Linked DNA regions of Homo sapiens: region 1 is linked to region 2. A link is an interaction called in ENCODE POLR2A ChIA-PET data of the cell type or tissue named here. Cell type or tissue: IMR-90. All regions are shown on one strand. Each heading gives the region's core, and the rest is flanking DNA. Links, peaks and the distances in the headings are about the cores only.

Region 1 (16,074 bases), core at 4,226-8,225, 100 kb before region 2:
CTGAAGAGGTTGGCCATTGACACATTTCAGTGATGCGATGTGGAAAATACAGCCACAGGGAAAACAGCCTGAATTTTCCATAGTCTCATAATTCAGGGCCTCCCAGAAAGGAGGCAGGAACAAAAGAGTAGTGGCTAGGATAGAAAAACACCCTGGCTTGAAGATGGCGGAGGGGCCTGCCCTCCAGGCCAGGGGTACCCGGGTGGCTGGGGTGGGCAGAGGCCAGCAGATTCCATCCTTCTCATGCCTGGCAAGCAGAACTTAGGCTCAGCCCCACGAGCAGGAGATTCCTAGTAGCCTTTGCTTTTTCCATTGTTTCCAGGGTCCTCCCTTTTTGATTAAATCTATGGGGACCTCCTTCCCCAGAAAGAACATACATCCTGTAGCAGAAAGTTCAAATCAAAGGCCAGAAGTCATACTCAGTGCTTGCCTTGTGCAGAGCTGCTCTCCTCTCCCCGCATCCCCATGGTTTTGCTGGGATTTGGAAGGTGAGAGGAAGGAAAGAGAACAAATATTCATTAAGCACATACACAGATGCTGTGTGACCATTTCATATGAGCTACTTTCCTTCACTCTTACCAAACCCACCTACAACACAGTGTACTAGCCCTGAGTTAAAGATAAGGAGTGAAAAGCTCAGAGTGACTTGCCAAGGTCACCCAGCTAGTCAGTGGCAGAGTTGGGATTTACAATTATTTCCAAATAAGTCTGTCTTACTCCAAAGCCTAGACTCCTTCTAGTGCACTGAACACTGCCTTGCAAAATGATCAGATGGTGGGAAGGTCACTAATAGTAATGGAATGTCTGGTACATGCCATGAAATGTGGTCATACTTATCACCCTTAATCTTTCTGACAACATAACTGGTTAGGTTTTATCATGCCCATTTTACAGATGAGGAAACTGCAACCCAATGAAGTTAAATGACTTACCCAGGCTTGCCCAGCAAGAACTGAGGAAGAGAGCTTGGGGAGCTCACTGTCGGGGGAGCGGGTCATTTTAGAGCCTTTTGTCTGAGTCTTGGCTTGGAGAGCCGGGGCAACCCTGGTGGTGTGGCCGGGCTCCTTGGTGCTGGAGCACAAAGGAATCTCCTAGCCCCAGCCGGAAGCACCAAGACCATTATGAGGATGGGCGGCTCCAGGGTTTCTGGGGCAGGAAACTTGGGTGTGCCCAGACCACCTTCCCTAGACCATCTGCACATGGCCTCCTCCTTGGAGCTGGAGTTCCACGTTTCTTGCCATCCCACAAAAGTGAAGCAAAATTTGACGTGGCCTCTTGTGAGCAAAATGAGGTCAAAGCATATGTTTTTCCACCACTGAAACATTAAAGTTTTTCCCAGGCTCATTAGCATAAACGATTCAACTTGAAAAGTTAAAAAATTCTGGGAGACCCCTTTCCGTCCTCACTGTGGAAGAACTTTGTGGGTAGTGTTGGGGGCAAAAGAAAGAATAATTCCTCAGGGCAGGGAAGAGACTGGAAGGCAGGAGATTGGACGCTCCTTAGAGGCTCAGCAGGGAATCCCAGGCGCCGTCCCCCACCCAGCAGCCCTGCCAGGGGGCTGGGGAAGTGACTTTTTTTCTGCCCAGGGGAAAACAAACTGGTTTCTGTTTTGTTCTGCTTTAGATTTTCTTCACTTTTTCTTTTTTTTTTTTTTTTTAAAGGAAATTGAGCAAATTCTTTGAATTGAATTTATAAAGAGGGCAATGGATTAGGGACACTGAAGCAGTGGTTGTTCAGCTTGGGCATACAGCAGAATTATTTTCTTAATCTGGATACAACTCATGGGAAAAGTAATGCGTTTTTATTTTCACTTACTTTTAAATTAAATTGAGCACTTCCTTTAATCTGAAATGTGGACAACAAACCACAATATTTGCAGTACTTCGTACCAATAGCAATCACAAATATTTTTATTTTCTCTTACTGTTGTTATACATATCTTAAAATAGCATTTATGCTCAGCACTTAGAGATGAAGAGAGTTGTCAGAGTTGCCGATAGGTCTTGCTATCCAGTGTGTTCATAAGAAGCCCATAAAATACTGTCTCTCAAAATATTTTGATAACTCGACTTCAACACAACCATTTTTCTTTGTAATCCTGTATGTTTACCTTTATTCATCTAACTCTGTTATACTGAGAACAGGAGAACAGGCTTCATCTAGGTGTTAAAGGGGTCCCTAGTACAAAAAAAGTTAAGACCCCTTATTTTAAAAAGGCCAGTGTCCACACTGGGACCTCCTAGTCACTCCTCGTCACAGAGACAGACATGGCCTAGTGGGCAGCAGGGAGGCTGTAGAAGGATCTGTCTGTTGCCTTCATTGGAGTGACATCCCCACCATTGTAGATAAGACTTAACCTTGAGGTTCCTCGAATCATGCCAGCTTCCCCATTCAGGTGGTTTGAATCCTAAAGACTATGAAGAGCCATTTTGAAGAAACTGAAGGTTGAGAAGATTCTGATTACCAGCATTGTTGTATAGGCATTGGGTCGGGGGTTGGTCTGGAAAATGCTGGGCCTGGGCTCTGTCTCAGATGTAGGAGTGCCCAGCTCATCCTGGGGCATCTCCCAGATGGACCATTTGACAGCAGCGTAGCCCAGATAGGGGCCTGCACTGACTCCTGCTGCCCACAACTGCAGCCAAGGCTGATCTTCGGTGGAGAAGGCCTCTGTCCTGTGGCTGCAGCTTGGCAGCCTGAACTGCTGCGTGAAGCATCCTCTGACTCCCTTCTCCCTCTGCAGCCTGTCTTACCCATGGCATAGCTGGAGGATGCAGACATGACATCCAGTGGAGACTTGTGATATGTCAGGAGGGATTACAGGTCACAGCCCCTGGAACCTTGTTCTTCTTGAGAGATTTCACCTGCCCCACCGAAGGCTCCAGCCCTAAGCCTTTGGGATGGACAGAGAAAATACAAAATATGATGCAGTTTTTGTCACCTCCCAGTTCTCTCAAGTCCATGTGCCTAGGGACTGTGTCTCAGAAGCACTGTCTCCTGAGGAACCAGCTCTTGCATAGGTGCTATCTCCAAGTGCTGAGAGTGTGGAGGGACTTGGCACATTTATTACTTTCTTCCCAAGGCAAAGGAAAACCAAATTTAAGAGACTGAGCTAGGCCAAGTCAGCTCACTGACTCATCTAAAAAGGGCAAACAAGAAACCAATTGAGTCAATCTGGAGAAACTCTATCCATCCCCAAGGACGGGGTAGTGTCCTGAATGTGATCAAAATGAGGCTGGGCAGTGAGGACACTATCAGAGCCTGCTTGGCTTTTTGTAATTACTGAAAAACAGAAGCATGCGCTTCCACCCTGTCCCTGAATCCTGCCCAATTCCTAGCCCTCATCCCCTGCATCATTCCTTCCCTTGCATGAATGAAGGAATAGCACAACCAATCCCGTGAACAGTCCTAGGCTTATCTGGGTGCAGGTAAATCATGAGATTCACTCTAAACTTAATCCCATTAATTGCCGTGTTTGAGAGAAAGGGGATTTCATTAGGGCCTCCAGAGGAGTTTTCTGAGGGAAGAGATACAAGCTCTGGCCACCCCAGGAGGCCCTGTATGGACCCTGCTCACCATGGTTGTGGCGGGACATCGTCCTCACTTGTGGCCCGAGGACTGGCTGTGCTCTCCCTGGCCCATGGAAGCGGGAAGGCCCAGAACTCTGTGGCCACGGCCGGGCGCTGCTACCCTCCACGGCTGAACACTATTAGCCTGGGGCAGATGTCAGCTCTGAGAGGTCCGCCAATTCTGGTGTGTCCCAAAAAGTGGCTGAGACTGGAGACTAGGAGATGCAGGATATGGATGAAGCATGAGCCAGAGTGCTATTTGCACCCTGAAGCCAGAAAAGGAGGAAAAGATGATGGAGATTTGTGGAGGTAGCTGAGTGTCTGGAGAGGCTGGGGTAGAGCAGGTACCACCCTTCAGACAGCGCCACGGGGAAGCTGGTGGGACATGTTTCTGCCAACTTGCCAACTCCTAGGAGACCTGACGTGTCACCCAGACCCTTTACCCAGCAGGGCCTGTCATCTCCCCTAGGAGGGCTTGTTATGATTCCCCAGACCTCTCTCCTCCAGTGTTTCTTTCAGGAGGACTGTCCCCACGCCCCTGACACATGGTGATTAGGGAGCCCCCGTGACTCCGACTACCCTGGAGCGCCCACAGCACTCCCCAGAGGCAGCTCCAGATGTCTGCTGTTCATTGCCCAGAACGCTTATTTTTTAAAAGAGGCCCTCACCATGGACTTCCAGCATCACCGGGGGCAATGCTGGGAATGGGGGTGGTGCTTTCCTCAGAGACCAACCAGGACCATGGGGAGCACCTGCAGCAGCTGATCCAGAGACCAGGACATCCACAAGGACAGATATCTTATGAAAAGTCCTCAGGTTCATAGGAATGCTAACTCTGCTGGGGGTGGGGGAGCTGCCTAGCCATGGATGATAATATAAACCTGTTTGGCCTGGAGAGCAACCAAGAAGGCCCAGGGGTCCTAGCCAAGGCCAGGCAGGGTCAAAGTAGAGATGGAAAAGTTGCTGACATCAGTCATGGGGCTATAAAGTGGAGGCATAGAGAGAAGGCTAAGGCAGAGGGATATGAGACAGGCCTTTTTTCTCTAGACGGCTGTGTGTGATTGCTGAGGGCACAAACCCCACCATGATTATGCTTCTGGTTAGCCTTGCTGCAGGGGAGCAGCCCCACCCCCAGCCCCGTAAGCATTGGTGATACCTGCCAAGCTCTGAGATCATCACCTTCAAAGTGCCCAGCAGGAAGGCTGGCAAGGCAGAGGGTGAGTTTGGATGCACCGTGTTCTGGGCATCTGTTACCCAAACTTAGCAGTATAAAACAACCGTTTATTATGTTCCTGGATTCTGTGGGTTAGGAACTTGGACAGGTACCATGGGGATGGTTTGTCTCTGCTCCGTAATGCCTGAGACCTCTGACTTGAAGCCAGGGTACTCAATGACCAGCGCTGGAGCCATCTAGAGGCTCTTTTCACCCAAGCTCCTGGCTGTTGCCTGGAACCCTAGGCAGTGCTGTTGGCCTCCCCATGTAGCCTGGACTTCCTCACAATATGGTGGCTTGGTTCAAAGGGCAGGCACCTGACAAGGGAAAGAGCCAAATGGAAGCTATGTTGCCTCTTAGAACCCAGCTGTGAAGTTATGCAGCATTACTTCCTCCACAGTTAGTTCATTAGAAGTGAGTCATTAGAGCCAAGTGCTCTGCTAGGATGAGGACGGTATGATTGAGGGCTGGGCATGCTGCCTTCCAGCCCCCTGCTATTTTCTGTTTCTGGAAGCAGTCCCTTGGTCGAAGAAGCTGTGAGTGCTCTGGGTGGAGAAGAGGCCAGTGATTTCAGTGCAGGTCTTGGGGGCTTTAGGGACTGAGGCATTTCCCTCCTTGGGTTGCCTGGAAACACCAGTGACCAACCAGCCATGGGTCGCCTGGACAGGACCACCCCTCAGAGAGAAAAGCCAACTGTGGGCACTTACAGCCCTCCCATCTGAATCTTGCCTTTCCCAGTATGAGTCTTGGCATGTCTTATAACCACCTGTTGGTCCTTGAACCCTGAACTATTCCTCTCTTCATCACTCCAGCCCTGAGTACCCAACTGGGGTGGGTACTCAGGACTGGGGAGCACCCAGGAGAGAGGCGCTAGTTGCCCAGTGGGAGAGTCTGGGAAGGCTTCCTTGAGGAGGAGACATCTGTGCTGCTCCCTAAAGATTGATTGACAGATAAGGGAGGTAAGGGCATTCTAAAAGCATGGGCCAAAAATCTGGGTCCTAGGGAGGTCAGAAAAATCAGGCTGGAAAACAGGTTGGGAGCTGACCAATAAGAGCTCTGTATACCATGCAGTTTGGACTCCAGGTCATGGTTGCTGGAGTAGGTGGAGACAGTCAGTTGTGAGGTAGAATGTGCTCAGGGTGACAGTCTTACAGGAACTCATGACCTTGGTCAGTCTGTGAGAGTCCAGAACCCGTAAGCCCTGCAGATTCAGAGACCGGACCTGCTCAGCAATCTTGCTAACTAAATTCTGACCTCACTAATGTGTAAACCAAAAGCACAGGCTATTAATTTGCAGGGTTGAGGAACATCTCTTTCCATGTGGGGACCCCCATCCGGGATGCTCCCTATGTGGTGTCAGGGTCCTGGGGGGCAAGTTTGGTTTTCTGTAGGTTGCTGGGTGAGTGAGAATTAGAGCCGAGGGAGCTTGAGATTGTTGAAGGGAAGTCATGGGTTCCCGGGTGCCTGGTGTAGTCAGAGCAGAGAGCTGCCACAGAGCTCCAGGCCTCCCTCTCCCCGGGTCACTGGGACACACCTTTTGTTCACTCCCTCTCTCCTTGTCACATTCTTTTATGATGTCAGAATCACAGATGCGGGCTGACTGTTCCCAGGGCCTGGAAGGCAGGCTGTCTCCTCCGATTATGTGTTGACTGAATTTGTGCAACCCTCAGCCTTCTCCAGGGCCCCTCGGCTGGAGCAGCTTTCTGAACAATTATGATCAGGGACGTGCATAATCAAGTTTGTGTTTTAGGCAGATAACTGGAGCTGCAGAAAGGAGTCTGGTGGAGAGGGAGGCAGGCTGGTGGCTGGACGCTGGCCTCCTTGCTGCCACATTGTGCATAGGATGAGGTATGACTTGGTGGGAGCATCTGTGAGGGTAGCAAAGGCCCTTCTCTGCCTGTGAGGAAACCCCAGGACAGTGAGCCCCAAACCACCAGAGTCCCTCCTCACCAACTTCCTGGCCTTAGCAGGAGCTGGGCAGGAATAGAGACTTCTCAGGAGGGTAGAGTTAGGAGTGAAGCCAGCTTCCTTTCTCTCTGGCACTCATCTCCTGGGATCCACATCCGGATTCAGTTCCTGAGAACCTGGTGAGAACTTGGCTACCCGCCTGTGACCGGAAGCATTTCTCCCGGAGTCACATGGGGGACTTCACACTGACCTGGGCTGGCTCTCCTGCTCTGCATCCAGACGCTGTAGGTCCCGCGGGGTTTGCAGCCTGGAGTTTGGAGCAGCTGAAAGGCCTGTGGGCCCTGAGCAGATACAGCAGCAGCTGTCAGGGGGCTGCTCCTGCCAAGGCTTCCCCACCCAGCCTCCATTTCCTGACACAAGGGTAGGACAGTTGGAGCTCCCTGCGGGTTGGGAAACAAAGGCCAAGGCCCCTGAATGGATGGGAAAAGTCAGGCTGGGGAGAGTCTGAGGTTCTCGCTGTTGTGATTCATGCCTTTCCTTGCGTCGGTGAACCTGTTCCCCACCTCTGTAGCTGCTCTTGTTACCGTGGGATACTCAGCCTGGCCATCTTTTTGGATCCCGGACCCCATCTGCTGCCTGACCTAGCAGGAGAGCCAGCTGCTGCTTCACATCCCAGCTCCAGCACTCACTAGCTGTGTGACTTTGGCAAGTTACTCAGCCTTTCTGTGCCTCCATTTCCTCATCTGTAAAATAGAAAGGAATAGTAACAGCCCTCTCTCAGTGGAGTGTTTTGGAGATCATGTGAGTTAATGCTTAGGATGCAGGACAGCTCTGGGAATAATATCTAGGAAGCAATATAAATATCGGCCATTATGGCTATGATTGTTTCATGACAACCCCTGTTATCATACACAATCCAGAGGCTTTTCTCCAAGTACAGAAGCTGCACCTGAGCATGGTTGCTCACACCTATAATCCCATCACTTTGGGAGGCCAAGGTGGGAGGATCACTTGAAGCCAGGAATTCAAGGCCAGCTTGGGCAACATATAGAGAGACCCCATCTCTACAAAAAAAAGTTAAAAACAAAACCAAACAAAACGATAAAAAAAAGAAGAAAGAAGAAAGAAGAAGAAGAAGAGGAAGAAAAAGAAGAAGTGGAGGAAGGAGAGGAAGAAGAAGAGGAAGAGGAAGAAGAAGAGGAAGAGGAAGAAGAAGAGGAAGAGGAAGAAGAAGAAGAAAAGCTGCACATGCTCACAAAGCCCCTGAAGCACAGGCCAGAATCTGGGGTCGTGAGTGGGTACGGGGAGGAAGGGCAGTGCTTCCCAGCCTCCTCCCTGGAGTGGGGTCAGGAGCAGGCACCCTGATGTCCTTGTTGGCTTATCTTCATGGATGTCTTTGAGGCCACCTCTCTTTCTGTGGCCACCAGCCCTTCCTTCTCAACCTTCTCCTGCTCAAGGCCAACCCCACTTTCTCTCTTCCAAGAAATGCACCTGTTGAATCTTCACATTGATCGGATTGGCACATAAAATACAAGACACCCTATAGAATCTAAAATAATTTTTGGTATGAGTGTGTCCCATGTAATAATTGAGGCATACTGTATGAAAATATTATTCATTGTTTATCTGAGATTCAACTATGGCTGGGCATCCTATAATTTTATTTGCTAAATCTGACAAATAAAATTCAGCTAAATTATTTGCTAAATTTGGCTAAATCTCCTTTAATCTGTCCAATAACCTCATGAGGTTCCCCACTTTGAGGCCCCTAAACAAAGAGGTCCCATGCAAGTGGAATAAGGAGCCATGGAGGAGGCAGCGGGTCTGGGAGACCTGGAAGTGCTGCTGGACTTGTCAGTGCATTTGGGCCTGAAATGCCCATCAGCCTCCTGATCTTCTGCATATGGAGTGCTAACTGTGGACTCGGTGTGTCTGGGGAATAGACCCCGGCCAGGCTCAGTGGCTCCACCCACACAGCGTGCCTTTGGATAGGTGGTCGGGGCTGTGGAGACCCTAAGTCCCCGGAGAAGTGTTGGGGGGAGTGGGTAGAGAGGGCTCTCCCAACGGCTGCCAACCCAGGTGGGATGACAGGCACTTGGATGAGTAGAGACAAGCTGCTTCCTTTGGAGTTAAATATGCGTCTAACTTCTCCAGAGGAAATGCCACTCAGGCTGAAAGAATGTTGGGAGGCTCTGTGTGTGGAGGGCTGGCTCTCGGTGGCCTGGCAGCAGGACAAGATTCCTGGAGGAAGGAACAAGCTTTTCCAGGGACCGACAAAGAGAGAAGGCTCCCAGAGGAGCTCTGGAGGTGGGAGCTGTCTGTATATATTGGAAGGAGAAGAGGGAGGATAGGAGGAGAGAGAGAACTCCAGGACTCTTTCCTGATTAAGGAAGGCATGACAGGCACTAAAGGGTTAGGAGCAGTGTTCTCCATACCCTGGGGTGCCAAGCTCTGCTCGGGGGTGCATTTTCCTCTTTCCTGGGCAGTGTGACTTGGGGGAAGAAAATTGGTGGGAGCAGCCCCAGGCGAGCCAGGCCTTTGCAGACATTGGCACTTTAGAATAATAATAGCTGGCACTGATGGGCTCCTGGCTCCTGCCTGGGTTTTTCCACAGGGCAGTCTCTGCAGCGGGTCAGGCTAGAGCCCCTCAGTGAGGTTTGGGGCCCCCACCCCCTGAGCTGGCTGAGAGTTTCCAGTGTAGCATCCAGGAAAGACTGGAGGCGCCCTGCTGCGTTCCAGACAAATGTGCATCTTACAGGCTCCTGCGACTGGCCTGGTTTTAAGGTCAAAAAAGGACTCTCAGGAATGGGGAAAACCTGACTTGGGAATCCTGTAGGATAAAAGGGAAGCTTCCTGCTGCTCTTCCTCAGGGCACTGTTGCTAATCCTCCAGTCACCTTGTGCCAGGGCCAGCCTTGTGGACCCTGCCCTCCTGCAGCAGGCACAGCTGGCAGTGCTCCACCTCCCTGAGAGTTCCAGAGTTCCCTCCTGCCTCACACTGCCACCTCCTGCCCCCTGGCTGGGGCCCCGACCCAGCCCAACCACTCCCAGAGAGAGCTCCACAGAGCACTGGGTTGCAGTTGAGCAGAACTTGGCTTGAGTGTAGCTCTGCCACTTCTGATTTTGGCAAGTGACTTCATTGTACTGTCTCAGTTTCCTCATCTGTCAAATGGGGCTTCTCTTGCTTACTGTGGAAGACAGGATAGTGTGAGGACGAGCTGAGGTGATGGATGCTCAGGGGTCTAGCCCCCAGGGGTGATCGAATTGTGTCTGTTTTTTCTTGTTCCGTGCAGCCTCCTTGTCCTTGTTGGTAGTTGGCCCATCCTGGGCCCTCTCTTGGTTCCATTGCAACTGTCCTCCTTCTTCTTGTCTTCCCCTCCAGAGCAGAGGGCTCTAGGATGAAGCAGGAAGTTGTGCTGTTGGTAATGGGAAGGGCACTGGCTCAAGCCTGATGTTCTGGGCCTTTTCAGTAGAAATGTATTCATTAACAAACAAGACCCATTGGCCCACACTTAAGCTCAGGAGAGGCCATCCTTTGAGCTCCTGCCGTGAGTTAAGCACTGCAAATAGAGATCCACGCTAGGGGTAGAGTGGGTGGAGGCCACTAAGCACTGTTGCATCTGTTATCTCCTTTAATCTGTCCAGTAACTTCATGAGGTTCCCCACTTTACAGATAAGACCCAGAGAGACTCAGTAATTAGGCCAAGATCACCTAGCTTGTAAGTGAACGTGTATTAGAACCGAGGTGTGGGCGCAAAAGCCTGTCTCAGCCCTACATGGCCCCAGATGCACTTGTGCCATATGGTCTTGACTTGTGACCCAGCATTATGGCAAGTGCAGCGACAGAGCCTGTAGAGGGGAGTGTGGGGGCCCAGTGGGGAATGGGGAACTGTGCCTGGACTCTCCCAGTGTTGGCACTGCAAGTCCTGCATCCCAGGATACCCCTAGCCCTGGGTGAACCAGGACCTTGGCCACTTCACCCACACTGCTGACTCTTTACCAGAGGACCACCTCTGCTCAGGAGGGTGCCTGGGCCAAGCTGCCTCCCCACCCGTGGGTTCTGGGAACAGCCCCACATCCAGGAGAGGATTATTTGTTTATCTCACAAATTATACCATCTGTTCATCCTGGGAGCACTCAGGGCCTGGCATGACCACACCACCCCCAGGGTGCCAGGAAATGGTAATCCACAGATAACATGCCCCACCCAAACCTTCAGTGACTAGAATGTGTACGGGGCTGGAGTGCCAGAGCCTGGCTCAGCCAAGAGACGCTGTTCTGGTCCCTGTGGCTCCACATCCTTTGGAATGTACCAGCACCTCCCCACTGACCACCCCTCTGTCACCTTCTAGCAATAAGATGCTGAAGGCTTAGGAACAGAGCTGACTGTGCGTGGAAGATCCGAAACAGAGGAGACTGGGGCTGCTGGCTTGTATCGGGGGAAGGTGCATGTATTAGTTTGCTAGGGCTGCCATCACAAAGTACCCCAAACAGGACGACTTAACAGGAATCTATTCTGTCACGGTTCTGGAGGCTGGAAGTCTGAAATCAAGATGTCAACAGGATTGTTTCCTTCTGAGAGCTGTGAGGGAAGGATGTGTGCTCTTATGAATGTGTGTGTAAATCTGAGCTTTTCTTCCATCAACACCATTAGGCTCTAAGGCTCTATGACCAGTGGTTCATCTACTGGTCAGTTCGTTCTTTCTGTTATTCTTTTTTTTTTCAAGATGGGGTCCACTGTCTGACTCAGGTTGGAGTGCAGTGGTGCGATCTTGGCTCACTGCAACCTCTGCCTCCCAGGCTCAAGCGATCCTCCCACCTCAGCCTCCCAAGTGGCTGGAATCACAGGTGCATGTCACCATGCCCAGCTAACTTTCTGTTATTCTTTTAGTGAATGGCAGCTGCGAGTCAAGCACGTGCTGGGGGAATTAGAGTCAGAGACTGCTCCAGAACTCATGTTGAAATTCAATTTCCATTTTAACAGTATTAAGAGGTGAGACCTTTAAGGGGTATTTAGATCCTGAGGGCTCCACAGTCATAAATGGATTAATGCCATTATTGTGGGAGTTGGTTTCTTATAAAAGGGCAAGTTTGGTCCCCTTTTCTCTTGCCCTTTCTTGTGGCCCTTTCACTTTCTGCCAGGGGATGATGTAGCAAGAAGGCCCTCACCAGATGCTGGCTCCTCAATCTTGGACTTGCCAGCCTGCAGAACCATGAGCCAATAAATTTCTGTTCATTATAAATTACCCAGTCTCAGGTATTCTGCTATAGCAGCAAAAATGGACTAAGATGGTGACTGACCTCAAAGGGTGGCTGTGAGGATCCGAGAGGCATACTATACTTAAAGCCTGAAGGATGTGCAGGCAACTGGTTGGCGCTTTCTAAACTTCACTCTTGTCCTCTCCTCCTGCACAGTGTGCAGAGCTCTGAGGACAAGTGCATCCTATTGGTGGAGGTCCTGGGCCTCCATTCTGCATGCAGTTGACCCTCACTTCTTGCCCTGAAGATGTTCTCTCCAGAGCCATGGGCTTGAGAGGAGCTTGGGGAAGGCCCTGGCCCTGGAGGCATCCATCCCCAGCAGCCTCTTCCTTTGGGCCTCCGGTGAACAAGAATGTCTGGGATTCCTGAGAAGTGTGGGAAATCCAAGTGCCCAGCCAGTATGAGGAATGAGATGCAGCATCAGAAGGGTCCCAAAGAAGCGGTGCCTCTGCGGGCCCCACACAGACTCTGGGAAAGCCTCCAGGGACTCATTGTTGTCCTCTCCCTCCTCCAAGTTTTGACTTCTGCTCACTCAGAGCCTCTCTCCTCTGATCAACTCTAAACTGGAAAATCAAAGACTCTGAATGGCTCCTTTGCCATTTTCCACTATTTCATGATAGTGTCAAAGCACCGGGGCTGCTTCCAGCCTGACATTCCTGCCAAATCTATGCTGTGTTCCCGGTCAGCCCTCGCTCCCGCCAGCTTCTGAGCTTTCTAAATATAGTTCCCTCCTCGGGACAACAAAGAAGCCATCCTCTGAATGACTGCATTCCCCATGGCCAGCTTCTGGGCTGTTTGTCAGATTCCCCCAGCAGGATGGGAGGGAGGAGTGGGGGCAAACAGGAGTGGCCAGGACTGGAGAGGAGCTGCTGAAGTCCATGCAGCAGGGTGCTGTCTTCCAGCCATATGACATTTGGGCCCAGACGCTCAGTGGCTATGGCCTTGACCGTGAGTTCCTGCCTTCTGTCTCTGGGGATGCATGGGGCCCAGAGCCCTGTCCCGGGCAGGTGCTACTAAGTTGTGACTGAAGAAGAGGAGAGAGAAATGGTGATCTCCCCAGCAGGAAATGAAAAGTGTCTGTCGGCTCCAGTCCAGTCAAGCTGGGTGACCTCTGGGCAGATTCTATCCTTAAGTCTCAGTTTCCACATCTGTGAAGTAGGGATAAGGACTATGTCAAGGAGACTAGAGAGAAATTGTGCCAGGTGGCGGGCACTAGTGGTCCTATCTGGCCAGGGCTCTGTGCCTGCATGTGATGGATTGCAGGCATAGCCTTTGAAGTGCTTTTTGATGTGCCTTTCACTTCAGGATGGAGTCCCTCTTCTGGTCCCAGGGCTAAGAGGTAGATAGAGGCCCTGCAAGGTACTCATTCCTTACTAAAACAAGACCCCAAGCCCAGAGCCCCTGCCTTCCCTCCCAGGCCTCTTATTTCTGATCTCAGCTTCTCAGCCATCCAGAGCCCAGTTGGGTGCTGAGGCCCCTTTAAAAAGCCCAGAGCCCCCGCCTTCCCTCCCAGGCCTCTTATTTCTGATTTCAGCTTCTCAGCCATCCAGAGCCCAGTTGGGTGCTGAGGCCCCTTTAACACCTTGGCTCAAATGTGGACAGAACCCTTGAGCACAGCTAAGAGCAATTAGAATTATGGAAAAGAAAAAAACCTGGATTTCTCAGCTCAGGGCCTGTCTGTGCTTGGAGGGCACTGACACATGTCCTCTCCACCCACCCACTCAGTTCTACTAAGGGTAGAGGGCCTGACCTCTTCCTCAGGTCTAACAAACACTGGGAAAGGTGAGGCCAGCCCCTACTGCTAGCGGTCTTCAGGAGAGACTCAATACAAACAGCTTTACTGGATGGAGAGCCTGGCCTTTGTACAACAAAAGGTCACTCTGCCCCAGGACTTGCCTGGGGTGGACATACAGGCCACTTCCCACCTGTTTGACACCCTCAGGATGTAGATAAGTCAGGACTAGATGTTTGATCCCCGAGTGCTGACCAGGACAGAGATGTCAAGCTTTGGTGGATGCCTTAAGGCCCTGTTGATTTAGACCTTCCTTTCTGCTCACAGACTGGCCCCCTGGCAGGGGTGCACCATAGCGGGATCAGGCATTGGATGTGTGGAGGAGCAGATGCATAGCTATCTGTTGCTATGGCCACCGTTCACCAAGCATGAACTCTGTACAACAGCCCTGCAAAACAGCTCCTGCCTTCATCTTTGTTTTTAATAGAGGTAGAGTCAGCAGCCCAAGGTTTCACAGCTGTTAAGTGGCAAAACTAGGATTCAGTTTGTGCACCTTGGAGTCCGGAAGTCTCTAGTATGACCACAATTCTTAAAGAGTGTGTTCCTGCTGGGAATGGCAGTTGCACATCCAACTAGACAAGCTGGTGGGCTCGATTATAACAAAAGCCTCAAGCTTTCTTGAGGGGAGTCATGTGGAACTAACCTACCAGCACTCCTTGCTGATACCCCAAAGGAAACCAGTAGCTTTGGTATATTTAGGTTTTTCAAAGGTTTTTGGCAAAGTTCCATGCCAAAATTTTTTTTCCGTACCTAGAAAAACAATTAAGTTTGAAGGGAATATGCTTTGTCATGCATAGGAGCCTGTTTAGGGAAAGGAAGATATTCCTAAGGATGAAAATGCACCCGTCTTGATGGATAATTGTAAACAGCAGGGTCTTATAGGAATTGATGCTAGAAGAATCTTAGCTCATATTTTTAATTAAAGATCTGGGAGAGGAAATGTATAGTGAAAATCGCAAGTCTACGAAGGCCTTTCGGGGGAATGAGAAGCCAAATTAATGGAATGTATGTTTTTTGCTCTAGTTCTCAAACCATTGCTAATGATCTGCATTTTGTTGGCCTGTTTGCCACAGTAAGATGCAAGTGCTTTCACCCACTCAACACATATTTATTGTGCGCCCATGATGTTCCAGCCACAGTACTGGGCACAGGCATGAGTGTGGTATTATTCTGCTTTACAGAAGGGCTTTACAAAAGCTTATGGTTTCAAAATTTCCCTGCTTTTGTTTATGGTTCTAACCCTTGCTTGTTTTAGAAATCATTATGCAAAGAACAACTGCATTCTTTTTAATGTCTGCATGGAGGGATTTTTCTGTGAAATGACTGTACAATAATCAGTTCCCTCTGGTTGGACATTTTTGTTATTTCTGGATTATAAATAATATAACGATATAGCCTTAAACACACTTGTTCTCAGATATTTACATATATGGACAAGTGTTTCTGAGGGTAGTCACCAGGAAGGGAAATGATTGGGTCAAAGGACATATACATTTAACTATTTGATAGATGCTGATGGATTGCCTGCAAAAAAAAAAAAAAAAAATCTTCAATTTTAATTACCCCAAAGCATTTGGCAATGCCTATTTCCTGAAACTAACATTGAATATTTTATTAGTTTCCTATTGATGCTGTAACAAATTACCACACATTTACTGGATTAAAACAACACAAATTTACTGTTTTCCAGTTCTGGAGGTCAGAAGTCCAACACAAGTCCCACTGGGCTAAAAGCAAAGAGTGGGCAGGGCTGCATTCCTCTCTGGAGGCTCTAAGAGAGATTCTGCTCCTTGGCCCCTGGCCCCCCTTCCATCTACAAAGCCAGGGATGGCCAATGGAGTGTCTGTGACACCTGGCATGATATCACTCTGACACTGTCTCTTCCTCTATTCCCTTTTCCATTTTTAAAGTCCCTTGTGATTCCGTCAGGTAGGTGCTCCTGGATAATCCAGAGTGCGCTCCCTACCTTCAGGTCAGCTGATTAGCAACCTGCATTCCCTCTGCCTCTAATTTCCCCTTCCTATGTAATATAACATACCCACAGGTTCCGGGGAATAGGATGTGAACATCTTTGGGGGTGCTGTTATTCCACCCACCATGGAGACATTCAACCTTTCTAATTTCTTCCATTCTAAGTGAAAAAAATGGTGTTATGCTCTTTTAAGTTGCATTTCTTGATTGATTTCATTGGTGAGGTTGAACGCCTTTCTATTTGAAGAGGCAAATTTCTGTTATTCTAAGTTGTCCGTTCATACCCTTTGTCTCCTTTGCCACTGGGTTGCTCTTTCTCTCTCTCTTTTTCCAATTGAATTACGAATTTCTTAAGGGCAGAGGCCT
Region 2 (17,127 bases), core at 7,357-11,356:
CTTTACATAATCCCATATTTCTTGGAGGTTTTGTTCATTCCTTTTCATTCTTTTTTCTCTATTCTTGTCTGCCTGTCTTATTTCAGAAAGACAGTCTTCAAGCTCTAAGATTCTTTTCTCTACTTGGTCTATTCTGCTATTGATACTTGTCATTGCACTGTAAAGTTCTTGTAGTGTATTTTTCAGCTCTATCAGGTCAGTAATGTTCCTTTCTGAACTGGCTATTCTGGCTGTCAGCTCCTGTATTATCACGATTCTTAGCTTCTTTACATTAGGTTACAACATGCTCCTTTAGCTCAGCAAAGTTTGTTATTACCCACCTTCTAAAACCTCCTTCTGTCAATTCAGCCATCTCAGCCTCAGCCCAGTTCTGTGCCCTTGCTGGAGAGGCACTGCGGTCATCTGGAGAAGAGGCATTCTGGCTTTTTGAGTTTTTGACATTTTTGTGTTGATTCTTTCTCATCTCTGTGGGCTTATCTACCTTTGATCTTAGAGGTTGCTGACCTTTGAATAGGGATTGTGTGGGGTCTTTTCTGTTGATATTATTGTTATTATTTTCTGCTTATTTGTTTTACTTTTAACAGTCAGGCCACTCTTCCATAGGGCTGCTGCAGTTTGCTGGGGGTCCACTCCAGACCCTAGTTGCCTCAGTTTTTCCCATACCTGGAGGTATCACCAGTGAAGGCTGTGAAACAGCAAAGATGGCAGCCTGCTCCTTCCTCTGGAAACTCTGTCCCAGGGGGTCCTGAACTGTTGCTGGCCTGAATGCACCTGCAGGAAGTTGCTGAAAACCCGTTGGGAGCCAATTCCAAGCCAGTGGGTCTTAGCTTGTGAGGTGCTGTGGAAGTGGGGCCTGCAGAACAATGCTGCTTGGATCCCTGGATTCAGCCCCCTTCCTAGGGGTATTTATGTATGGACTTCCCACCTTGTTGGGGATCCTGGGGTCAGAGTATGTAAAACTCCTGGGGTCTATATGTGTGTCCGAGTGGCTGCTCTACCAAGATTCCACATAGCTCTGTGTATTGGACCCAAGACCCTGGTGGCGTGGGCTCCTGAGGGGATCTCTTGATCTTAGGGTTGCAAAGATCCATGAAAGTAGCGTGGTTTCCTGGGCAGAGTCATACAATCATTCACAGCTTCCCTTGGCTGGGGGTGGGGATTCCTTTGGCTTTGTGTCTCTCCTGGGTGGGCCATCGCCCCACCCTGCTTTTCTTCATTCTTTTTGAGTTGAGTTGTTTGCCTAATCAGTCTCAGTGCGAGAACTTGGATATTTCAGTTGAATGTGCTGTATTCACTCTCCCCTTTCACTCCTCTCCATGAGCACTGTGGACCGCAGCTATTTCTAATCGGCCATCTTGGCCCCTCCCTCTTACTCTTTTTTAACTCATGTCCTCTACAACGCACTGAGAGAAAAAAAAAAATCTCTGGTGGAATAGCCCTCAAATTGGGAGATACTGCATTAGATATCTCTAAGGCAACTGGGCTGAACAGGAAAGTCCACTGAAATGTGAATTGGGATAAACATTAAAAGAATAGAAGTGAAACATTTAATGTATACACCAGTCATTCCAAAAAAGGTGGCAGGTTAGGGGAGGAAGTGAGAACGGAAATGACCTTCTTGCAGATACTGAAAAACCTCATGAAAACCACCAAAGATTTACAGCAACCAAGCAAATGCTTAAACAAAGGAAGGGTCACTACTGAAACACAGGAGATCTTTGTGGCACTTTGACTTATCCTAGACCCACCCCCATCCCTGGTGTGGCAGTGGTCTTGAAGACAGCAGTATATGTTAAATCCAAGGCGGCAACAGACTGTATACACAAATAATGTTGCTGTGGATGTCCAGTGTAACTATGTTATTCTACACACTTATAACAAACCAACATAAAATGAAAAAATATTAATTTATTACACAAATTACAAAACACATCTTATTTCCTTTGGGAAACTGCATCCTCAAGTAGTAGGTGACAGTGCACAAAAATTATAAATATGGGGCTTTCTAAGTAGCTTACCAGCAGTATTTGAGGTTGTTCACCATCTTTATCTGTCAAATGCAGAAAGTTCTTCTTTCCTGGCTCAAAATTAGCGTCGAGAAGTGACTTGTCACTGGTATGATCCAGTGGTGCCTATGGACATAAAACATAATGTTTCAGATTATGAGAAACATAAAATAAGTAATCTGTAAATAGATACATATCTACATTTAAATAGTATTTTTTTAGTAATGATCTGGTAAAATTCTCTTCATCTAGGCTTGGAATTAACTCATTTATTCATTAACTGGAATAGCTAAGCCCAGTAACAGTGCATACACTGATAGGTATCCCAGAGACTCACATTCCCCAACATCTAACAAACTAAAAAGAGAAAAGGCGAAAGTTAAGAGGTAATGTTAAGCACTACATACACATAAAAAGAATCTATAAACATTTCTCTTTCCATGTTCTATACAATATATGCAATATGATATTTAATGGGGTTTCAAGAAAATTGACCAAAGATAATTTTACATAACTAAAAACCAAAATGTTTTGATATATAAATATGATGAAAAATACCAGATAAGCAACATACTAAGCAACCCAACCAAAATAATTATGTAACATAATTATGTAATGTAACAAAAATAAAACTAATGTAGTATATAATATAGCCTTTAGAAAGACTCCTTAAGGAAAAGCCTGTCCCAGTAAATGATACCTATTTCAAATGTACCACTAGGATTCAGAGGACCCAGGGGGTATGGAAGTGACTGTGATCAGACCTTTGAAAATTAAACATCTAAGAGTCAAGTCTTCACCTAACTTATATGGTAGGGCAATTTCAACTCTAGCTGTCATTCTAATATACTCTAGCTGGTGGATGAGAGAGGAAACTCTGTATGCCCCAAGCCCTACTCACTCACTCCAGACTGCTGTTGAGAAAAATGAGGGAGTAGAGATAAACATCTTTAAAACTGTTTTGTTACATTAAGAAATGTTTTTAATGTTTCAAAGACATGGGCAGAGTCTCCTTATACTCATTTTATGAAAATGCCTTTATTTCTTAGGAAATTAACACTGATTAACGTTGTATAAAAGTGCAGGTACTGAGGACAAAAAAAATTAACTGTAAGAGATTCTGCTACTTACTATCTGTGTGACTTTGGAAAGTTATTTCACTTCCCCATGACTCAGTTTCTTCACCTATGAGGGTGTAGTAGCATCTACCTCATAGAGTAGTTATTAATATAAGGATTAAAAAAGATTACATTTGTACAGAGCTTAGAATACTATAAACACAGTAAGTGCAAAAGACGTGTTAAGTAAATAAAACAGCGAATATATTATCTACCTCTTAACTTTGGCTCACATCTATCAATCCACAAGAAAAACAGGACATAGAAAACCTGAAGCTAAAAGCAGCCACATGGAGGGAAGAAAGGGATTGCTGGGTTCCTTAAAGTCACTGGTGGGACATGATCAGATCACACAGCTGAAATACACAGGGGTTTTACCTCAGTAAGTGTCTGTATACAAGGTGGTGGGTAGCTAAATGGGCTTAGTTTTCTGAGGAGTATCCATTCAGCACTACGCAGTAAGCAGGAGAAAGTAGTCATATTTGTAGAAATGTACAGGAGGCAAATAAAAATACAGAAATAGAGCTCGAGTACAGTAATAGCTAAAAAGAAAGAAACAGGTAATCCTGACATACAGCTATTTAAAGCTATTGTGGAAGATAATTTAACAAATGCTTTTTGAATGCCTAGAAGGAATGTTTATGGAGGATATGAAATTTATACGAGGTTCCTGTAATGAAAATGCTGACATTGGAAATGGAAAGACACAGATGAGTAACACCTATAACAAAAAGGAACTATAAGTGGTGCAGCCAAAGGGCATAGGAGGTCAAAGAGAAAAAAATTACTTTTAAAGCGGCATGAGGAAACACTGAGTAAGGCTTTTTAAGGGTAAAAGATGATATTATATATCATCTAGGACAGTACACAACTATCCTTTAAACTGAAAAAGGACAACACTGGAAATTATGTGGTGATGTACCAGAAAGTGTTCAAAGTCTCAGATTAAATATTGTTTATCTTTCTATGTCTTGTCCGACTACCAATTTTACTGGTTAATTTCAGTTTAAAACATTAGTTCTATATTTTTAAAAAAACAAATATATTATGGAATAAAAAGCATAATATGATTTTAAGGGCAAATCAGGCAACATCAAACATCTTTGATTCTCCTGTGGGACCAACTTAAAATATGTACTCCAAATACCATAGGGATACACATTCAACTTCACTGACTGTTAGAGGTATTTTTCTGGAAAACTTAAGACAGAAAAATATGGAAATCTATGTTAAGAAAATAAACCAATCCAGTATCTGGGATTTAAGAGTATAAAGCCTTAAAGAACCAATAATAGCTTGTCTTAGATTTTTAATCAGTGGGCAATGAGCAGTGATTGATGGTTACTGAACTAGAAGGTGACATAAGTGCTACAACTTTAGATGACTGAAAATAATTCTAACTATTATGTAGGGTGAATTTGGACAGAGAGAAAGGAAACAAAAAAGGCTATCTAGAATACTGTTCTAATAACGCAGATGAGATCCAACTCAATGGTCTTCTTCCTTAACCACACTCCCATGCAAAAGTGATCAGTACCTCTGCTATGTTCTGAGTGTTTATGTCTCCCCAAAATTCACATGCTGAAACCTAATCCCCAATGCAATGATATTAAGCGTTGGGGCCTTAGGAGCTGATTAGGTCTCAAGGATGGAGCCCTCATGAATGGAATCAGTGTCCTTATAAAAATGGTCCAAGGACAGATGTCTATCAAGGATTCCTAGAAATTTTTTTAATAATTGCAATTGTTTATTTTGGTAGTAAACATTAATACAAGATTAGGTCAAATGATGACCTAAGAAGATGTCTACCAATAATCCTCCCCTAAAGTCCATAAAATGTCAAAAAAGAGCATGCTTAGCAAACCAAAAATTTTGAGAAATTAAAAAATAGAAAACAGACAGGATCAGATCTATGGAAAAATAAAACTAAGGGGAACCACAGCCCAAAGATCCTATAAGAGAAGACTACTGTGGAGATAAAGGTAGTAAGGAACTTCAGACTAAGGTCAAGACATAGAGGCCAGGAAACAGCTAAAAGTGAGGAAGTAGGAAAAGGCATTCTGATCAGTTTGGTATCTCCTCTCTTTTTCTCCTTGGACTACGTAGCAGACAGCAGTGCTTATTTCCTGTCAGGGTAAAGAGTGGGCACTGTGACCGGAGAGGTAGCACAGTGCTGTCTAACAAGGTACTGATCAGCTCCTAACCCTAAAGAGTCAGAAGCCAGCCAATCCCAGAACAAGTATAAACACATCACACCTAGCAGCACGTCTCACCCTTTTTCCACAACAAGCAAGAACTGAATATGGTAAGTTTAATCAGCATTCACAGAGAAGTGAACAGAGATTCTCAAATATAAAGATGAGCAGAAAATAAAAATCACTAAATATTTAAAGAAATGCTACACCATGAAAGAGAGAAACTAAATATAATGGATAAGGGATAAATAATTAAGGAAACAGTTAACAGACGACTAAAATTAGAAAGTATACCCTCAAAGAGATCTGACAAGACTGCAGTCGTTAAAAATGTTTTTAAGCTTAAGAGTTAAAAGTCAAAAGCTACACATGTTCATACAAAGAAAAATAAACATACAAAAAAGTTGCCCAGAAATGCACATAGACACACAAATAAAAAGAAATAGTCAGCTAGAGATAATCTTGGTTAACACTGTAATGTATGAGGCATATATGCTTCCATTTTTCTTACTATGAATATTTTTCTTCTTTTCCAAAAATCAGATCATAAAATATGATTTTACAATCTTTTTTCACGGAATAATATAAGATGATCATCATTCTGTTCAGTAAATATAGAAATTTTTCTTTAGTTGAGACAATATTATGAGAGTCACCTTTCATGAATGAAAAAACTGATGAAATGACATTATGTAAACTTTAGGACGAGCAAATGTTAAATCCAGAATGGAGGCAAAGGAAGAAGAAGGATCCAATTACTGAGCTGCACATAGGCTCTTACTGTAGTTGTTATACTTTTGTTTATGATTTTAAGAGTTCCAGGATTTAACATTATCATCAGTAACAACAACAACAATGGCTATAATAACATTTTTAGAAGCTTAAGTCTAGGATTTTACCATATCAGCAGTATTGATTCCATTTCCCCACACCAAGTCAAAGGTTCCATTTATGTAGCCTACTTTGTTGGCCACATCTTCAAAGAGCTTTCTGACTGGAGTAGATGCTGGTAAATTTAAAGTGATCCGTTCATTCACTGTCTTTGAATTAGTAGTATCTTGTATAATACATAAGACTCTAGGTTCTTCAGCAGCATTTTCTATCTGAAATTTTAAGAAAAATATGACTTTATATATTATCTTTAAAGCAAAACAAAAGTATAATTAGCTATAAAATTTTATGATTAAATGTAAAAGACCTCAGGAAATACTAAGTATTTTCTCTGTGCTATTTTCTCTGTTTTATCGTAGTCTGAAACGCATTCTAATGGATATGTCAAACATATAAGCACCGTATATGTTTGTTTTGGAAGAATCAAGGCACATTTCAGAATCAACAATCATTTTTGGAGATATTTGCTTTCACCTTTAAGACTGTAAATCCATGGTCAATAAGCCATGAAGATAGTAATATTTAAGCAATTTTAAGTTAAAAATTATAAAATCTGATCCTTAAAAAATGTGTCATTACCATGCTAGCCACAGTCAAATCAAATATTTCTGGGTCTCCTAAAAAAAAATGGGAATTGTGCAAAAATGCAGTAAGGATTGTCTAAAGATTAAAAAATCTATAACTAAGGGATACAGGCTACCACATCTCCTGATCTTTATGCTGCTGTACTCATAAGTCCAGATGTCCAAAAAGCTCCATTTATTAACGTGTCAGGGGCTGACAAGCTTATCCAAACAGATGAGCCAGGAGGAGGGGGAAGGAAAAACAAGGAAACAGTTTCAATTACCAATACAGAAAGGAATTAGGGTCACAAATTATCCTTCCTGCTTAAACTTTCTCAAATAAGCTATGCCCTCCCTCAAGCTGTTAAAGGACACCACTTTTCCACTTTCCACAGGGGTAAAAGACTACATCAAAGATACTTTATTGGAAGAAATTCCTTTCCCTCCTTCTATAATGGCCATCTCAATGAATGGCACCATCATCTGCCTGGCTGCTGAAACCAAACAGCTGAAATGAGCATCTTCCTTGTCCTTCCCTCTTTACCTCACATAGTCTCCAAAACCTATCAATTCTACCTTTTGAATATCTCTTGAACTACCTCCTTCACTTTATTCTTGCCTGCAGCAATAAGAATATCCTACAACAAAATTATGGAACAGCTTCCTAAGAAGTTTAACTTCTTCCAATCTTATATTCCTTCAACCCCGAATAGTATTTCTGATATACAAATCTGATGATGTAAATCTCTTGCTTTCCCTGACAGTCAGGTGTGGCATTAAACTGAGAGATGTCTCACCATCTCCATAATGGGCTATTCAGAAATATGATCTCTACAAACTGGTGGTGTACACAAAAATTTATTTCTTCCTTAGTTTTTATAACACTATCAGCTTCAACCTTTTGTTGCTTCTATATTATCCATTTTTAAATAAGAATAATTATAATTGGCTAGTACTGAAGATGGGATAGCCACAAAGTTTTTTGTTTGTTGAAGTAATACAATTATCATTTGTTTCTGTGACACACAATTTTGGGTTTGCAAGAGATCATTTAAATTAAAGTTACTCCAATTAGTTTAGAACAAAAGTAAGTTGCTATAAAAGTATAATATTTAAAATAAATTGGGTAGCACTACAATTCAGACACATCCAAATATTTAATTACTAAAAACTTACTTAAAAAATAAAAAGAAAATACATTTCTGTGAAATAAAAGAAACAAAAGAACATTATTAACATACATTTCAAAAAAGATAAAAAAACCTTCACCTATATATTTTAGATGTTATATTAACACATTTAATAGATTATTTTACACATTTTAACCCTAAACTAAAAAACATAAAATAGATCTTTTTAAAAATGCTGGTTTATGATGAAAGAGTAAATGACTCAAAATAAATTTCAACTACAAAACGTACACTTTTATAGATTCAATAGTATACTTCAGGGATAGATCAAGTCTGAATGATTCAGCGTTCCTGGTATAAAATACTGTAGTAGCCAGATTTTAAAGCTTCAAATAAGCTGGAGTTGATGGTCAAAGGAAGACAACGCTAAGAATTTAGAAATCAAAAGTGCTGTAATAGTAATCATACATAAGAATGGTGATGTGGCAACATCATATGGTCAGACATTAGCAGTTCCTGGTTCTTTCCCTAAATATGTGAATGCAGGGTCCAAGCACCCCAGATGCCTCTCCTTCCATGTGGGAAAATTATCCCTCAATGAAATCCTATCTAAAGACTAAATATGTTATACAGAAAAAAACAAAATTCAATCTCATGTGTGGCTTATATTCTTTTTAGTAATAGCCCTTCTTTTCCGTACATATAAATAATTTTGCTTTTTTTAAAAATACTAAGAGTATAAAGGAAAAAATGGAAATAATCTGTAACTCTATAACCCACAGATAACTATTAGCATGCTGGCATATATCCTTCCAAATATCTTATCTGCGCGCGCGCACACACACACACACACACACACACACACACACACACACACACACACACACACAGAGAGAGAGAGAGAGAAAGAGAGAGAGAGAGAGAGAGAAAGGCTATGCATGCATGCTACATAATCACAAACACTGGATTAGAATACACATGCTGTTTTCTAACATCTTTCTTATATCATGCAATCTTTCCCTGTAAAGCTTTTCCTAACTCATCATTTTAACAGCTAAGTAGTATTTGTTAGTATACGGATTAATAATAATTTACTTAATAAATTCTATTTTATTGTCTCCAAGACTTTATTATACTTTTACAAATAATTCTGTGATGAACACCTACATAAAACTTCATATACTTTATTTCCTTAAAATCCTTATACATAGAATTTCTCAGCAAATTACATTTTACTCTTGAATTCTGTTGTGGATGATTTAAACAGATAAAAAGCTCTGCTCTTCTTTAAAGCTCTAAGCTAGCCACTGCTAAATTCTACTTTACACTCAACTTTCTGGGCCCATTCTTATTTCACCTATACTTTAATATAACATGTGGACTTCATCTGAATTTTAGAATCACCATTGCTAACAGTAATCACACTAAAGTAAAATTTCTCTCCTCCTTTCCCCTCTCCAGTTTGGGAACTGAGAAGAAAACAATTTTTTTGTTGTTGCAATTTTAAGATACCACCAATAAGATATGGCAATAGTTTTTTTTTTTCTTAAATAGCTTTTCAAGAGAAAAAAACCTATACAATATAAATTAAACATGCAGGAAACATTTCCAAAACATTTAAATGTAAAAAGGTTTTTTCTGGAAATGGGAAATTAGGGCAGCTATCTTTCTTAATTTCTTTGTAGCCCTAACCAAAACTGATCCTACTTATGCCCAAAGGTAAAAACAATTACGTCTTGAGGTGGATTAAAGATAGCAAAAAATTCTTTGCCATTCTTTTTTTTTTCCTTTTCTCATGAATCTGACGTGACCATCTAAGACCAAGAGAATGTGACAGAAGTCACGCTGTGTGTGTAACTTAAGGCAGAGCCTTAAGAAACCAGCAGTTTCTGCTTTTGTATTTCTTGGAAACATTCCCTCTTATAACCCAGCCACCATGTAAGAAATCCAGTTACCCTGGGATCAATCAGCATGCTGTGAGGAAGCCCTAGAAATCCACATTCAGAGGAAGCAGCCACTTGGTGGAGACACTGAGGTGCCTGATGTATGAGAAAAGCCTTTTGGACGTTCCATTCAATGACTGCCACCAACTTAATGGAGCCAAGTAATTCTAGATGATGCCACCTGGAGCAGAACTGAATAGCTGGTGAGCCCTGGCCCCAATCCCATCCCACAGAAATCTGAACAAATAAACTAAATGCCCTATTAAGTCACTAAACTTTAGGGTCCACTGTTACATAGTAATAGATAAAAAATAAATATAGCTAAACACCTTCGAGCACATCCAAGTTCAAGTGGGGAAAGTATGATGATGGTGCTGTTGGTAGGGAGGGAAAGGTACTACTTTTCATTTAAGTACTACATCCAACATTAAGAAAAGGCATCTGAGGATACATCATGATTTAGGGAAGGGAGCAAAAATTTTTAGTCAAGAGTTCTCTGATGAACCTGAGGTAAGAGAAAACAAGTGTAAAATTTTAGAAAAGCCTACAGCATGTTCCATTTAGAAAAACATTTAATGTAGTTTAGATGCGCTATTTGAAGAGGACAAAGTTTTCTACAAAGAAAATCTAGCCAAGTACAAAAAAAGGTATAAATCCTAAAGTTGAAACTATTTATTTTACAGGCAACTCATAGCAATATTACACTTATGAGACTAAGGGGAAAGTCAACAGCAGTTATATTTACTGTATAAGCTAATAGAGTGCTCTGTGGCTACATTCATTGCAGAAACAAAGCTAGATTTCCTAGCAAAGTTTGAAGAAAAAAAATCCTTTTTAAAAAAGTAAAAATGGCCAGGTGAGGTGGCTCACATCTGTAATCACTGCACTTTGGCAGGCCGAGGTGGGAGGATCACTTCAGGTGAGGAGTTCCAGACCAACCTGGCCAACAGGGCAAAACCCTGTCTCTACAAATAATACAAAATTTGCTGGGTGTGGTGGCACACGCCCGTAACCTCAGCTACTTGGAAGGCAGAAGCAGGAGAATCGCTTGAACCTGGGAGGTAGAGTTTGCAGTGAGCTGAGATCGTGCCACTGCACTCCAGCCTGGGCGACAGCAAGACTCTGTCTCAAAGAAAAAAAAAAGTAGAAAGAATAAAACCATAGTCTTGTTTATAAAAGGTGAAACATATTGGGATAAAAAGCACTGAAAACAGTTTTCTTCCAAAGATACACTTAACTGCTAGAAACATCTAGAAGTCGTTGGCATAGTTCTAAGACATTTTAGAGCCCGCTGAAGGGATGCTTGCCTCTTAAGTCATCTTGTCTCCTTTTCTTGACATTCCCAATAGTTTTAAGCTCAAATCTGAGTTCTCTGATAACATCATAATTTTTGTTTCAAAAAAATACTCCTATGTATTTCTTATTAAAGAATACACACTGAGGTTTAAAATTGATCGTATATGTTCAGAATGGCATCAGCATACAGAATATAAGCTAATATCAAAATTCAAAATTATCAAGATTTAAATATTTCTAAGAGAAAAAATTAAGATAAAGTATTTTAAAATTATGAAGGTACCGCTTTACCTCTAAATTTAACCCATGCTCTCTAAGACATTCTTCCTTTCAATGTTATTGCAAATAATAGTATTATGGTTACAAGCTTTTAAACACACACACACACACACACACACACACACACACACACACACACACACAATAAGTCAATTTTCTCTCCCTTTTGGTACAGGAGCTGCCACAAGCTAAGTAATTAGGCCTTAGAGCATTCCCATCTGGGTATCCACAGTTCAAGATTAATGTATTGCCACAGATTTTAAAACAGAATTGATAGTATGAATATTTTTGTTGGTTGAAATTTATAAAACGTATCAGCTGCCAGGCACGGTGGCTCACACCTGTAAACCCAGCACTTTGGGAGGCCAAGGTGAGTGGATCACCTGAAGTCAGGAGTTCAAGATCAGCCTGGCCAACATGGCAAAACCTTGTCTCTACGAAAAATAAAAAAATTAGCCAGCATGGTGGTGCATGCCTGTAATCCCAGCTACTCCGGAGGCTGAGGCAGGAGAATTGCTTGAACCCAGGAGGCAGAGGTTGCAGTCAGCCGAGGTCACACCATTGCACTCCAGCCTAGGCAATAAGAGCAAAACTCCGTCTCAAAAAAAAAAAAAAGTATCAGCTTCATTTAGACTCTTCATTTTTATTTTAACAAGTAACATTTCTAAGGCTATTAATGAAGGTCCTAACTTACATTAAAAAAAGAGACTTTATTTTTAAGATACTCCCTTCATCCCACCTCAAAACTGCAGCCAACTCTGATGTTATCTACATGATCTTTTTCTAAGTGGTCTGTTGCCACACTTGGGAAGGATAAGAGAGATTAAAGGAGCAACTCTGGGGAAAAAACAGAGCAAAGGGACTGAAGGAAAATCAAGTATTAAGTAAAGGTTAGACCAGAATGCTACATCACATGGAAGTTTAAGTCTGTAGTGCACACAGGCTCTGAGGAAATCAATAGTAATAGGATTTCTGGATTTTGACTTTGTAAATTTTTAAATGATTTAATTTCCTAAATTATTAATATTTCAGAAAATAAATATATCTGGAAAAATAGGCAACTATCATACCCAACATCATAACAAAGGGTTCTTTAGTTTTTCTATCAGTTTTTTCTCCCTCATTCACTAGTTAAAAACAAGGTACTATCAGATACAAATTCATTTAAGGTGACTTTTTTATTATTAAAATTGGGTAGAAATAAAATAGCCAAACAAGCATAAAACTTAAGACATGCCTTGATATTAAATAAAAATACTAACATGCTGTTACTTGCTCTGCTGATTATCACATTAAAGCAATTACATCAGCAGTCTACCTGTAAAAATTTCTTCTTCATTTCATCAAAGATATTTTGTCTGCATCTCCAAAACACATCCTATGGTATATAAGAACAAAATGAATTACAAATTATTTATATAAAATAAAGGGAAAAGACAGTGAAATGAGAACAATTAACCTAAAAACATTTTTGCAATAAAATATGTATTAATTAAAGTATTAGTACATCATCTAGAATTTTATTCATGAATGTGCAAAGTTACTAAAAATCTATGATAAAGAGGTGATAAAGAATAAGATAAATATGGAAATAGCCATTTTAATAAAGAATGATAGCTTAAGAATTGTGTGTAAATCAAATGTTGTAAGTCACATAATATTTTGTGTCCAGTAAAGAAATTCTGCAGTTCTCTGCACTAAAGGAAACCAAGAGATCTCTTGATTTTGCTAGTCTCTAAAAATTTGAATTTTTCACGACAGCTACTCTTAAAACAAGGCTGCTTAACAATATCCCTCACAACTATTTTAATATATATCTCCTTCTTATGAGTTTAACAATTAAATTACAATTAATACAAAAACATATAAAAGGAAATAAAAGTAACCTATAATCAAGAGATAATCTCTTGAAAAATCTTGATTTTACATCACTCTACACTTTTTCTGTACATATTTTGTCTTATTCTCCCTTCTTCAGTTAATAAAAAGAAATCAACATATTCTCTTGAAAGGCGCTTTTACTTTTACAATAGAAATATATTTCTGTTATAATAGCAACATACAGTTTTCTGAAAAGCAACTCTAAAATAGCCACCATTGCTCTCATCTCATCTTCTCCAGTCTATGCACATATAATATTTATTATACAGAGAGAGTACTTTTAACCAAATAGGACAATTTCATATACCAGTATTTGAAATCTACTTCTTGTCCCTCAATACTCATTGTTTTTGTATGCCAAAACATTCAGTTTAAAAACTGCAGTGTTCCATTATATAGACAAACCATAATTTAACTAATCTGCTATTAATGGGCATTTAAGCCCCTCCAAACATTCACTACAGCATTGCTTGTTTGTATAATTTTTCCTTAAGATAATTTCTCAAAGAAAGAATTACTAGATCAAAGTATATGTACGCATTTTTAGAATTTTTAATACATGGTGCCTTTCACAAAAAAATTGTTGAACTGCAACTATCTTTCAACACTGTTCTCCCAACACTGTTCACCCTGCTCTCAAGGAGGTGATGCTGTGCAGTGGTAACTAATCTATAAGCAAATCTAAACTATCAGGCATCCATCATCCTTCAGGGTCTTTATGTATCTGTACCATGTACCTGGAATATTTTTCCCTGGATGTCCTCACCTCCTTTGCTCAAGTATCACTGCTGTGGGGCTTTAAAACATATCCACAAATTCTTTGACTTGCTTCCCTACGTAAAGTAGGAGTCTAACTTGCCTCCAGCAAAAGTAGGAGGCTAATTCCAGTCCCCTTTAATATAGACCAGACTTAGTGACTCCCTGTAATACACAGCATGATTTTCAAGGCTGGGTTAGAAAAGGTGTAATAACTTCCTCCTGGCCCTCAGCTCCTTACTGTTAGAACCCAGCCTCCATGCTGTGAGGAAGGAAGCCAAGCAGCCACTGGAAAAACTATGTGTAGATGTTCCAGCCACATCCCAAATGAGATCTCAGCAGACAACCAGCATCAACCACCTACATGTTGAGTGAGGAAGCTTTCAGACGATTCCAGCCCCTAGCCTTTCTGCTGCCCCCAGCTGATGCCTAGCAGAGCAGAAACAAGCTGTTTCAGCCTAACCTTACCCAAACTGCACATCTACGAGAAAAGTCACTAGATCTGGGGGCAGATTGTTATATAGCAAAAGATAATCAGAATAGTTCATTTCTCAATCAAGTCCTTCTCTCATCTTATCTAACATTCCAATCCTGTTGGTGCTCCTTATCTCCCAATGTATGAAACAATGATTTTCAAACACTGAACAAGAGGCAACACAGGTAATGATCCCTGTGAAAGCAGAAACAAAAAAGGTAAGCCACCTTCTAGGCTGCAGTGCAGGGAGGGAGAGTGCAGGTGGAGTCCAGCAATCTCCCTGAGTTAAAGGAGTTGGGAGTTCAAGGGGTGGAAAGAGCTACAACTCGCAGGGCAGGATACAGGGCAGAAGAAAGCTGGACACTCTGTGCAAACAGCAAGCTCCAAGGGACCTACAGTGCATCCCCCTAGAGTGTTTGGCTGATTTCTCATCAGCATATGTGTGTAAAGAGAGTGCCTGAGGCAAGGGAAAGAACCACAGGAAAAGAATCCCTGGAGCTCACTTAGGTTCCCACCAACCAGAATTCTTTTTTTTTTTTTTTTTTTTTTTTTTTTTTTTTTTTTGAGAGGGAGTTTCGCTCTGTTGCCAGGCTGGAGTGCAGTGGCACGATCTCAGCTCACTGCAAGCTCTGCCTCCTGGGTTCAAGCAATTCTCCTGCCTCAGCCTCCCGAGTAGCTGGGACTACAGGCATGCACCACCATGCCCAGCTAATTTTTGCATTTTTTAGTAGAGACGGGGTTTCACCATGTTGGCCAGGATGGTCTCCATCTCTTGACCTCATGACCTATCCGCCTCGGCCTCCCAAAGCGCTGAGATTACATGCGTGCGCCACTGCACCCAGCTGCCCACCAACCAGAATTTTTAAAATCTCATAATGCACAGGGCATCAGATAAGGGTACTCAAAAGGGTACTGTCTTAGTACTGGGACCAAATTAGACCTAATCTAAAGACTACTCTGGTCCAACCTTAGGAAGCTTAAAAGCAAAACTCAAAAGGATCAAACTGTTTACAAATAAACCATCTGCATCTAAGAACAAAACTCAAGAATATCTACAGGAATAAAAAACATCCAGGACCCACCAAGGTAAAATTCTCAATGTTTGGCATCCCACTGGAAATAAACAAACATGCAAAGAAGCAGGAAACTATGACCCATATGAAGAGAAAAAAAATAAGTATCTAAGATAATAAATAACATGGATGGGATTAACAAATGTAAGCACTGATGTAGATGAATGAATGAATGCTTAAGACACAGCACAAGAAACTATTAAAATTAAAACAAAGAGAGGAAAAAGAATCAAAAGAGAAAGAACAGAAAAGCGGGATAATTTTCTTACCAGAAACCACGGAGGCCAGAAGGAAGTGGCACAGTATTTTTCAGGTGCTTACAAAAAATAACCGTCAAACCAGAATCCAATAACCAGCAGAAATGCCCTTCAAGAACGACCCAGGAATTGCTTTAATAATCAAGTGGAATTCAAGACATTCTCAGATGAAGGAAAACTCAAAGAATTTGCATCCAGTGGAACTACCCTACAGGAAGGAATAGCTAAAGACAGTTCTTTAAACAAAAGAGAAATCATCAAAGAAACCTTAGAACATCAGGAAAAAAGAATACAGACAGCAAAAATATAGCTAAATATAATACATTTTCCTTCTCTTGAGTTTTTATTAAAGACTTGACAGTTGAGGTAAAAACTAAAATATTGTCTGATGTGGTTACAAGTCAAGAAAATATTTAACACAATTATAAACAGGGTAGGGTAAAAATACATGAAGGGAAATAAGGTTTCTACATTTCACTTGAACTAGTAAAATAACACCTGTAGACTGTGATAAGTTGGTTTACATTATGTCACACCTAGAGAAGCCACCAAGAAAGCTATATAAAAGGAAACAATAAAAATACTATAAATTAATCAAAATAGACAAATGTTCAAATAACCCACAGGAAAACAAGTAAAAGATAACAGAGGGGAAAAAAAAAAGAAACAGAAAACAAAAAAACAAAATGTCACACTTAAGCTCTAATATATTAATTATTACATCAAATATAAATGATCTAAATACCCCAATTACCAGCACAGAAATTGTTTTGGCTCAAGGTTCTGGAGACTAGGAAATCCAATATCAAGATGCCAGCATCTGGCAAGGGCTTTCCTGCTACATCATAACATGACAGAAGGCATCACATGGTGCAAGAGCAAAAAGAGGGTGAAAGAGAGGGTGAACCCACTCCCACGATAATGAACCCACTCCTGTCCATTCATGAGGGCAGAGCGCTCATGATCTAAATACCTCTTAAAGGTATTTGACATCTCTTAATACTATCATAATAGAAACTAAATTTCCACATGAATTTTGAAGACGGCAAGCATTCAAACCATAGCAAAGTTTGATGCAAATCCTATCAAAATCCCAGCAAGACTTTTTGAAAATTTTGATGATTATCCTGAAATTTATAGGGAAAGGCAAAGGAATCAGAATAACTAAAAGGATATTGAAAAGGAATAAAGTGAAAGGTCTCAGTTTACCTGATTTTAAGATTTAACATACAGCAACAGTAATCAAGACTGTGTGGTATTTGTA

The links. ChIA-PET counts read pairs that join two places held together with the same protein. Peaks named below come from ENCODE experiments on the same cell type or tissue, not always from the same donor. Only the 100,000 strongest peaks of a DNase experiment are listed, where the experiment ranks them.
Region 1: POLR2A ChIA-PET joins it to region 2 with 5 read pairs; 2 of 35 experiments call an interaction of 5 or more read pairs at or near these places.

What each region holds. Positions count from the first base shown.
Region 1 is chr11:11,970,239-11,986,312 of GRCh38, reverse strand. All of the region lies in intron 3 of DKK3 (dickkopf Wnt signaling pathway inhibitor 3), which reads left to right. Among named protein-coding and RNA genes, the nearest start is that of DKK3, 30 kb to the left of the region's middle. RefSeq lists enhancers at 8,938-9,107, 8,778-9,339, 9,340-9,901, 15,952-16,074. In IMR-90, for the core only: no CTCF peak of the experiment used is centred there; DNase peaks (open chromatin) are centred at 6,352 and 6,902; H3K27ac peaks cover 2,701 bases.
Region 2 is chr11:11,869,472-11,886,598 of GRCh38, reverse strand. USP47 (ubiquitin specific peptidase 47) reads right to left here. Exons shown (of 28, transcript NM_001282659.2): 2 at 6,219-6,422; 3 at 2,019-2,132. Among named protein-coding and RNA genes, the nearest start is that of USP47, 36 kb to the right of the region's middle. RefSeq lists enhancers at 14,099-14,903, 14,904-15,710. In IMR-90, for the core only: no CTCF peak of the experiment used is centred there; no DNase peak of the experiment used is centred there.